Regions from separate parts of the Homo sapiens genome. Here region 1 is linked to region 2. The links are chromatin contacts, found by Hi-C or POLR2A ChIA-PET in ENCODE. All regions are on one chromosome and are shown on one strand. The core of a region is the stretch at or near the end of the contact, and the rest is flanking DNA. Distances in the headings are between cores, read along the strand shown. Region 1 overlaps UGGT1 (UDP-glucose glycoprotein glucosyltransferase 1). Region 2 has its middle 85 kb from the start of HS6ST1.

The links. A loop is a pair of places that touch in the nucleus more often than their neighbours do. ChIA-PET counts read pairs that join two places held with the same protein, here RNA polymerase II (POLR2A). Pooled maps may share reads with other maps.
Region 1: a loop to region 2 is called in a map of sigmoid colon, with 2.2 times the contacts of the local background. The contact joins two enhancer-like sites. A Hi-C loop is called at or near these places in 29 of 168 maps with a recorded cell type or tissue (CD4-positive, alpha-beta T cell, HepG2, IMR-90 and 16 more), 6 of 37 single-sample maps with no recorded cell type and 26 of 50 pooled maps. POLR2A ChIA-PET finds 5 or more read pairs at or near these places in 7 of 52 experiments (AG04449, BJ, GM10248 and 4 more).

What each region holds. Positions count from the first base shown.
Region 1 is chr2:128,194,461-128,199,131 of GRCh38, forward strand. UGGT1 (UDP-glucose glycoprotein glucosyltransferase 1) reads left to right here. Exons shown (of 41, transcript NM_020120.4): 41 at 1-1,217. Among named protein-coding and RNA genes, the nearest start is that of UGGT1, 110 kb to the left of the region's middle. Within about 2 kb of position 2,116, at least 5 of the 41 ENCODE cell types and tissues checked have a DNase peak (open chromatin) inside an H3K27ac peak, as active enhancers do; they include sigmoid colon, where a contact is called at or near this core.
Region 2 is chr2:128,231,723-128,236,845 of GRCh38, forward strand. No RefSeq gene overlaps it. Among named protein-coding and RNA genes, the nearest start is that of HS6ST1, 85 kb to the right of the region's middle. RefSeq lists silencers at 1,315-1,514, 1,835-2,024 and enhancers at 2,065-2,154, 4,955-5,123. Within about 2 kb of position 1,514, at least 23 of the 41 ENCODE cell types and tissues checked have a DNase peak (open chromatin) inside an H3K27ac peak, as active enhancers do; they include sigmoid colon, where a contact is called at or near this core.

The DNA.
Region 1 (4,671 bases), core at 866-3,365, 37 kb before region 2:
TTTGCCATGTTGGCCAGGGTGGTCTCGAACTCCTGACCTCAAGTGATCCACCCGCATCGGCCCCCCAAAGTGCTGGGATTATAGGCGTGAACCACCGCGCCTGTCCCATTGTTGTGTAATTTTAATAATTAGTTTTTTAAGTACTTGATTTTATGGGCACATTTTTGTGGGATGATTGGAGTTAATCAAATAAAGCTTGTCATGTGTGTAGTTTGGTAAGATAACTTCTTTAAATTCATGTTTTCTCTGCCTTGAGGTAGTGAGGGAAAGATCTTAATCAGTATTTTGGTAATTAACTGATTGAATTCAAGCAAATGAGACATCATGAACTTCAGTGGTTATTGATATTTCAGGGTATATACCTGAAATGCCTAGAGGATACAGATTTCTCATTTCATTCTTTGGTCTTTCATTTCTCTATATACAGAAATGAAATGACACTTCTGGGAGGCAGTAGAAGCAGGAAGTCAATGAATTGAGTAGAGGGTCCCATTCCCTCAGGCTGTCATTGATCAGTGACAATTTATAAAAACAAACTGCAAAGTCTGTGGCAAGTGGCTGCCTGCTTCCTAGAAGGAGCCCATGAAGGTTAAACTCTGTGGTCGGTATTTGCAAGCGCCGGGCGTGGTGGCTCACGCCTGTAATCCTAGCACCTTGGGAGGCCAAGGCAGGCGGATCACCCGAGGTCAGGAGTTTGAGGATTTGCAAGCAAAAGGTCCTCTCCTGAGTCTTTCCCAGATACCCAGCAGTGCAGAGGCTAGCTGTGGAAGGTTGCAGTGGGACAGGAATGTATTGTATGCCTTGCCTTACTTGTCACCATTGAGATTTCCAGAGAAATGGGCATAACGTCTCTTAACAACAACAGCAGAAAGCAAAATACATTAACTTAAGGTTGACAACAAAAGATTATCAAGTACCATGTTTTCCAACCAACCAGTTATTCGTGGTAATAATAAAATAAAGGTGGGAAAATGTTATAATTTTTAAGGAAACTGTGTACTTTAAAAATCTTCTTTATGAATATCCAATGTTACTGTAATCCTGCTCCATTAAATGCAGCATTGTTGTCAGGTGCTGCCTCTTGCTTGGGAACAGCATTGGGCTTTTAAATGTCTGCAGAATCTCTGCGTTCGAAGGGAATTGAGAATGAACTTCCTGGTACTGTAATGAAAATAAGGTCTGCTCAACACAGTAAACGTTTCCTCTCTTCTTTAAAACTGCGCAGTCATTTGGCCTTTGTGTTTAGGAAGGGCAGATTGATAGAGCACAAAGTCCAACCCCTTCATCTAGCAGAAGCTGCAAACCCAGACAGAGGAACGAGGGCTTTACCTGAGTCTTGTCTGCTGCTGGGGCTGGCTTCGGGTTGCATCCAGTTCTTTGGATTCTGAGGATCCAAAGCACCCAGGTCTCCTCCAGGTCCTCAACCTCTGGGAGCTGCCCCAGGCAGAACTTGGCAGGCAGGCATAACAGGTGGGGTGGGAGGGGGAACCTCAAGGCAAGAAGGTGTCATGAGACCCCTGGGCCGGCAGAGTTCCTTAGGAGGGTGGCATGGACTTTGCATTTTGCCAGTTCTCTGAGCTCCTACTCCGGGGTGGATATGCATTGAGGATGTAGTCTCTGTGTGATGATGGGGAGGGCGGGGAGGGGCACCTGGTGCCTGTGAAGGCGCAAGAGAGGGCCCTAAGGTGCAGGACCAGGACTAAGCTGCTACAAGGAGGTGGTGCTTAGGTTGAAGCCTGAGGACTAAGTAGGGGCGAGGGGTGGGCAGAGGGGAGGAGCTTGAGCTAGTGTTTTTGAGGGAGCTGCATGGAAGCCTGCACGTGGCCAGGAGAGGGGGAATGGGTTTGATCCTGGGGGCACAAGAAGGCCCTTCAGGGGTTTAAACTGGGTGCTGGCACTAAATGGGTTTTTTCTTGTAATAAACTTTGTGTTGAGGTCTGTAGCACATACTGAAAAGTACATAAACACACACCTTGATAGTTTTTCACAAAGTGAAAGCACTAGCATATCCATCATCCAGATAAAGAAAAGGAAGTTGGAGTTTATTTTAACACTTAAACATCTGATTACAGTCTGGCATCCAGGAAGGGCAGAGCAGCATGTGTCAGACCAGCCTACGCCTGATCATTACACACACTATTTGAAAAGCACTAGAGCCTGCTGAGATACCGGCAAGAGAGGGAGAGCACGAACCATCAGAAGAAGTGAAACCTCATGTGGCTCACAGGGAATAAAACAGAAGGTGGCAGGCTTACTAGGCCCAGGAGCCAAGTCACTTCAGGACGTTCTTGGCCGCTGCACACTTGTGTGGGGGCACATCCCAGAAAGGAGGAAGCCATAGAAGCCCCCAACTTTGCCTTGTATAGTCTCATCAAGTTCTTGGCGGGTTCCTGTATTATACATAAACAGGGCAGAATTCCAAATGGAAAGCAACACTTGGAAGGCTGGAAAAGCTGAGTAGAGATTTCAGAAGATGTGCTGGGGAGAAGAAGTTTAGAATTCATTTTCCATCAAATTAGAGGGATTTGGTAACTATTTCAGACTTTGCATCGAAAACCCAGGGTGTAGGCCTTAGGATTAGGACCACATCACAGAACTCAAATCTAGGGTCTAGGACTGAGGGCAACACTAAGATAGACCTACCCTCGTAAAGCCTAAAATGAAGGCTTAGCAGAATCAGGGTGATCGCTAGTAACCAAACTCTGCTAAAACAAAAGTTTTTGTGGGAAAAAACTGAATCCAGAGTGTCTATAGTATATTATTCAGAATGTCCTGTATATAACCACATCAGTAGGCACGACAGGAAGTGGGAACATATGACGTGATCAAGAAAAAAAATCAGGCTGGGTGCGGTGGTGCACACCTGTAACCCCAGGACTTTGGGAAGCCGAGGCGGTTGGATTGTTGGAGCCCAGGAGTTTGAGACCAGCCTCGGCAACATGGTGAAACCCCATCTCTACAAAAAATACAAAAAATTAGCCAGGCATGGTGGTATGTGCCTGTAGTCCCAGCTACTCAGAAGGCTGCGGTGGGAAGATCATTTGAGCCTGGGAGGTTGAGGCTGTGGTGAGCTGTGATAGTGCCATTGCACTCCAGCCTGGGTGACAGAGTGAGACCCTGTCTCAAAAAAACAAAATCAAAACAACCCATAAACCAAGGTGTTGAAATCATTCAATAAAAATGTTAAAATAATTATAAACGTTTTTCTCAGACATAAGTGGATGCTTTTTTATTGCCTTTTGATACGTCCTGAGTTTGTGTGTGTGTGTAGGTATATGTGTATATATATATTTATTAATTTAATTGACAAAGATTGTGTATATTCCAGGTGTCCCGTGTGATGATTTGCTACACATGTGCATTGTGTGATTATCACCACTGAATTAGGACACCCATCCCCACCTGTGCTGCACATTAGATCCCCAGAACTTATCTTTTTTTCTTTTTTTGAGACGGAGCCTCGGTCTGTCGCCCAGGCTGAAGTGCAGTGGTGTGATCTTAGCTCACTGCAACCGCCGCCTCCCAGATTCAAGCAATTCTCCTGCCTCAGCCTCCTGAGTAGCAGGGATTATAGGCGTGCGCCACCATGCCCGGCTAATTTTTGTATTTTTAGTAGAGACGGGGTTTCACCATGTTGTTCAGGCTGGTCTCAAATTCCTGACCTCATGATCCGCCCGCCTTGGCCTCCCAAAGTGCTAGGGTTAGAGGCGTGAGCCCCCACACCTGGCCTATCGCGCAGGCTTAAGTGCAATGTTGCGATCTGGCCTCACTGCAACCTCCACTTCCTGGGTTCAAGCAATTCTCCTGCCTCAGCCTCCTGAGTAGCTGGGATTACAGGCAACTGCCACTGCACCTGGCTAATTTTTGTATTTTTATTAGAGATGGAGTTTCACCATGTTGGTCAGGCTGGTCTCAAACTCCTGACCTTAGGCAATCTGCCCACCTTGGCCTCCCAAAGTGCTGGGATTACAGGCATGAACCACCACGCCCAGCCCCACAGAACTTATCTTTAAACTGAGAGTTTGTACTCTTTTGATCTGCATCTCCCCATTTCCCCATTTGCAGAAGAAAAGTCAGTGAACTTGAAGACACGTTAATAGAAATTATCTAAATTGAAAAACAAAGTGGAAGAAGAGATTGAAAAAGAATAAATGAGCAGAGACTCAGTAAACTGTGAGACAGTATAACAAATGCGTAACTAGAATCCCAGGAGAGGAGAGAAAATGTGGCAGAAAAAAAAATACGGAGAAATATTGGCCAAAATTGTTTGTTTTTTGAAAATGCGGTCTTGGCCCAGTTTTGAGGCCCTAGCTTTGAGGTCCTGGCTAGAGGCCAGTCAGTCCTCTAGAGCAGCCAATCAAGTTTACACCCTCAACTACCTCCCTTCTTCAGCTCAAGCTCCAGGCCAGCACTCTGACACCCCAGGGCAGTACCAGACATCCTGCAACAGCCCCTGTGGCCCAGCGCCAGCTGAGATTATTCCAGTCAGTCTCAGTCTGCTGCCCCTGCCTCACCTGTTCCTTCCTGGGAAACCACAATAAGGGGTCTTGCCCACATTCCCCTGCTCCCTGTGCCCCATAACCAGTGGTTGCTTCCACTGAGTGGCCCTGCGTGGAGTGCTGTTTCTCCCCAGGGAACTGAGTGCGACATGTCAAATTTACCGTTTCTCTC
Region 2 (5,123 bases), core at 264-2,763:
CGCGATCTTGGCTCACTGCAACCTCCACCTCCCGGGTTCAAGTGATTCTCCTGCCTCAGCCTCCCGAATAGCTGGGTTTACAGGCGCCAGCCACCGTACCCAGCTAATTTTTGTATTTTTAGTAGAGACGGGGTTTCACCCTGTTGGCCAGGATGATCTCGATCTCCTGACCTCGTAATCTGCCCGCCTCGGCCTCCCAAAATGCTGAGATTACAGGCGTGAGCCACCACAATCGGCCTGTGGTGTCTTTTTTTTTTGAAACAGAGTCTTGTTCTGTTGCCAGGCTGGAGTGCAGTGGCACAATCTCGGCTCACTGCCACCTCCGCCTCCCAGGTTCAAACTATTCTTCTGCCTCAGCCTCCCGAGTAGCTGGGACTACAGGCTCGCGCCACCAAACCCGGCTAATTCTTGTATTTTTAGCAGAGACCAGATTTCACCATATTGGCCAGGCTGGTCTTGAACCTCCTGACCTCGTGATCCGTCCGCCTCGGCCTCCCAAAGTGCTGGGATTACAGATGTTCGCCACGGCGCCCGGCCCTGTGGTATCTTTTTTTTTGAGATGGAGTCTCACTTTGTCACCCAGCCTGGAGTGCAGTGGCGCGATCTCGGCTCACTGCAACCTCCGCCTCCCGGGTTCAAGCTATTCTGCCTTAGCCTCCCGAGTAGCTGGGACTACAGGCGCGCACCACCATGCCCGGCTAATTCTTGTATTTTTAGTAGAGACCGGCTTTCACCATATTGGCCAGGCTGGTCTCGAACTCCTGACCTCATGATCCACCGGCCTCCGCCTCCCAAAGTGCTGGGATTACAGGTGTGTGCCACCGCACCCAGCCCTGTGGTGTCTTTTTAAACAACAGAACTTGGGGCTAGGTGTGGTGGCTCACGGTTGTAATCTCAGCACTTTGGGAGACCGGGGCAGGAGGAGTGCTCGAGCCCAGGAGTTGGAGACCAGCCTGGGCGCTCTCACAGCTCACTGCAGCCTCGACCTCCTGGGCACAAGTGATCCTCCTGCCACAGCGCCTCCCAAAGTGCTGGGATTACAGGCGTGGGCCACCGCGCCCGGCTAAAAATCAGTCTTTTCCTTTGGCTTCTGGTCTCTTCGCCTCGTTTAAGAACTCCTAGCTGCGGCCGTCCGGACTCTCCCTGGTGCTGGTGGAAGTTTCTGGGGCGCACTCTCATGTTGCTGCCTGGGGAGTCTTGCACCCCACAAGTGCGCCTCTCTCCTCCCGCGTGAGGCTGGGGGGCCGGCTTGGTTGTGCAGGGGAGAGGAGGCCCAAGGGGCTGCGCCCGGTCACCCGCGCGACCACCGCGGGCCGAGGCGGGAGCGCGGCGGCGGCTGTGGCGGAGTCACCTTGCGCTCTACCTCCCTGCTCTTCCCTTCCAGGCGAGCTTGGGGACGAGGAAGGCCGAGCCCGGCGGCGCGGCCCGAGCGCCCGCTTCCTCGCCAGCATTGGGTTCCCTGAGGGGCCGCCCTGCCCCGCGTCAGCCTCTGCAGCCTCCAACCCTCCCGGGGAGCACAGCGGGACGCTGGAAGCCCCACTGCCTTAGGAGGCCGTTCTCGGGAGGGCCGCCCCGTTTAGAAGATGGGAAAGGTGCAGAAAAAGAAGACCAATAGACGATGTCCCCACTCGCACACAGGGCCAGGTTCCCTGCCCGCCCTGCCCTTCGCTCTCCCGGCGGCGACGGCCGCGCGACCTTTCCGGGGACGGTCTCGGGAGTGCCATGGGGTCCCTGGGGCTCGGATCTCGGCGCCCGCGTCTCCGCCGGGGGCGACCCCACAGCCAGGCTCCTTCTTCGGCACAGAACCCGCCTCGGCTACCGGCCTCCAGCCCCCTTTCTAAATTCCTGCCGGCCTCGGGGTTCGGGTGACAGGGCCCGGGGACTGGGTGGCGAGGAGAGAGGACAGGTTTCCTCCGGTCGGGCGGGGTGGCGCGGCTGCGCGAGGGGTTCTGTTTGGAGGGCAGCGCGGAGCCCTCTGCTGGCCGCGGTGGGGACCGCTGGCTCCCCTGAAGTCACCAGGCCGGCGACGCTGCAGCCAGTCCTTCCTCGTCCTCCTTCCTCCCTGTGCAAAGGTGGGCTCAGTACCACGTGGAAATCACCGTGGCACAGGCACCAGGTGGGTGGGTTTGAGAAGCTGTGCAGTGTCCAACATCCTGTTACAAAGGAATTGCAGGTATTTAAGAATTAAAGAAAAACTATTCTCTTTTCTACTTACGTGTATCACTTTCTCAAACGCCAGCTGAGTAATTAGCATATACGTGCTTGTTGGGTGGCTTGGACCTAACTACTTAATAAATGCACCTGCCAGGTGTTGCCTGCGCCTAGGAGGCCCTGCAAATTTTCGAAGACACGGAGGGCTCCATGAACTGAAGTTGGGAACTGGAGGTTCCCAAATTTAAACATTAACATCTTCCTCAGGAGGGTGGCCACAGGTGCATTTTGGCAGTTCCCTTTGGTCAGGCGGGACACCAGAGGGGCCTGATGTCAGGCAGGAACTGGAAGGGGTGGATGTCTAAGCTACCTTTGCCCTGCTGAACCCTGATGGGCAGCATTTCTTTTCTGAAAGCAAAACTCAAAAGAAGAATTCAGGCGGGATGTGAACTCACCCCTGTAATCTCAGCACTTTGGGAGGCCAATGCGGGCAGATCACCTGAGGTCAGGAGTTCAAGACCAGCCTGGCCAACATGGTGAAACCCTGTCTCTACAAAAATACAAAAATTAGCCAGGCATGATGGCAGGTGCCTGTAATCCCAGCTACTTGGTAGGCTGTGGTGGGAGAATTGCTGGAACCCAGGAGGCATAAGTGGCAGTGAGCTGAGATCGCGCCATTGCCCTCCAGCCTGGGCAAATAGAGTGAGACTCCGTCTCTAAAAAAAAAAAAAAAAAAAAAAAAAGAGGAATTCAGGTGTGCATTTTGTCTATACCCACGTGGTGTTGACCAGCCTGTGAAGTGTACTTGGGCCTGAGAAAAATTGGAGAAACAACAGGACATGGATTTGCTGAAGGCTTCACACTGAGCTGTGTTGATTGTGTGGGGACTCCATGAGGCCGGTGATAGCCTGGCACAGCTGGAAGGCCCTGTGTCCACAGCACGAAAAAGCTCAGGTCTTCCCAGGGCCAGACATCAGGCCATGTGGAAAGCAGCAGGGCAGCATCTGTTGAAATTTAACATGCCTCTGTCTTCGGGCCAGCAGCCCCACTCTGGGCAACCAGACGTAGAAATAAAGCACAAGTGAGTGAGGCTGTGTACAGGGACTTTACCATGGGGCCCCAAATTGGTAACAAAGTGACTGTTTGTCACCCAGGGCTGGGTGAGTAAATTGCAGTCCCTTACAGCATGGAATATTGTGCAGCCACAAAAAGGATCCAGTGAGGCTGTGAGCAGTAGATTTCACAGGGATTTCTACAAGGCATCATTGACTGAGAAAATCATGATACAGAAAAATGTGTGAAACAAGATGCCACTGTGCAATGAATTAACTGAATACCTCTATGTATGCATATGTGTAGAGGTATATACGCATCAATATGCACACGTGTGCTTGATTATTATATGTAAGGATAAAGGAAAATACGGAGAATAGATGGAATACAAATTAGGTTATTGACAGGGTATCTGGGTGGTAAGACAGAGATGGGAGAGGAAAGGGGAGTATACAGCCAAGAAAAGAAAGAAATGAAGACTAATTAAAGTAAATTAAAGCAAAGTTCTTGCTTATCTATTTCTATAAGGTGTTACACACATACACACATATATATGCGCACATATACACACTTCAATGTGTATACAGATATGTTTATGACAGAGGGAGATTACACACAGTTCTGTGGCAAGACATAGTGGCATGAGAAAAAAACCATTATTTTTCTTTCAAAATAAATGTATGATGGCCATGGAGTCTGTGGGTCAGGCGCTGGGGAAAAGTTCAGCTGGAGTTTCCACTTGGAGTCAGATGCCATCCAAAGGCTTACCTGTGCTGGGGACCCCCGTTCCAAGGTGGAGCCTCACACAGCTGGCAGTGTGGTGTTAACTGCTGGCTTCTTCATGGGGCTACTTGATGTCTTCGTGGCAGTGCTGGGCAGCCGCAGGTGAACCGTGGTAGACAGATAGTAGCCATAGATAGGGCAATTGAATGCGTGTGGCTGTGGGCTTTAGTTTGCTGACCCCTGACGTAGCCTTGGAGCCATGGTTAAGACTTTGACTTTTTCTTTGAGAGACATGGAGAGGCGCTGGGGAGCTTGAGCAAAGAAATAACCTGGCTTGGCTCAGTTTTTTTTTTTTTTTTTTGAGACAGAGTTTCACTCTTGTTTCCTAGGCTGGAGTACAATGGCACGATCTCGGCTCGGTGCAATCTGCGCCTCCTGGGTTCAAGTGATTCTCCTGCCCTAGCCTCCTGAGTAGCCGTGCACCACCACGCCCAGCTAATTTTGTATTTTTAGTAGATACAGGGTTTCTTCATGTCGGTCAGGTTGGTCTCGAACTCCCGACCTCAGGTGATTCACTCGCCTCAGCCTCCCAAAGTGCTGGGATTACAGGCGTGAGCCACTGCACCTAGGCCTGGCTCAGTTTTAAGAGGGGCACTCTGGCTGCTGTGTGGGGGTCACACAGAGGGGCCAAGAGGGAAGCCAGAAGACCGGGGTGGGTGTGATCTTGCTGTGATCTTGGGGGACAAGGGTGGTGAAGATGGGGTGAGAAGGGGCTCCTGGATGTACTTTGAGGGTAGACTCGGGTTGGTTGATTAATTCATTTACTCAGGAAGAAACACAAATCAAAATGCTCTGTTACAGTTGGCCCCATGTGGTCATCCTGAACTCAGCTCAGATGGCCAAGAAGCTCAGGGGGTGAGTGTGAGGTGGCTGCTCGCGAGTGGGGCGGGGCAGCCGCAGCCAGGGAGATGGAGTGAGGTGGAGCAATTCTACCTAACAGGGAGGCCGGTGTCTGGGGAGAGGGCCTGGGGCCAGGCTGCCCTAGTGCTGAGGGCTGGTTTGCCAGCTGTGTGGGGTCCAAGGAGCAGGCAGCCATTCTGTCAAGGGCTGGCCATCTGTGGCCATGGAGCACAGTGGCAGGGCTGTCCAGCTTGGACAAGCCACAGTTGGCCGATCCTCGACTCTTACGCACTGCT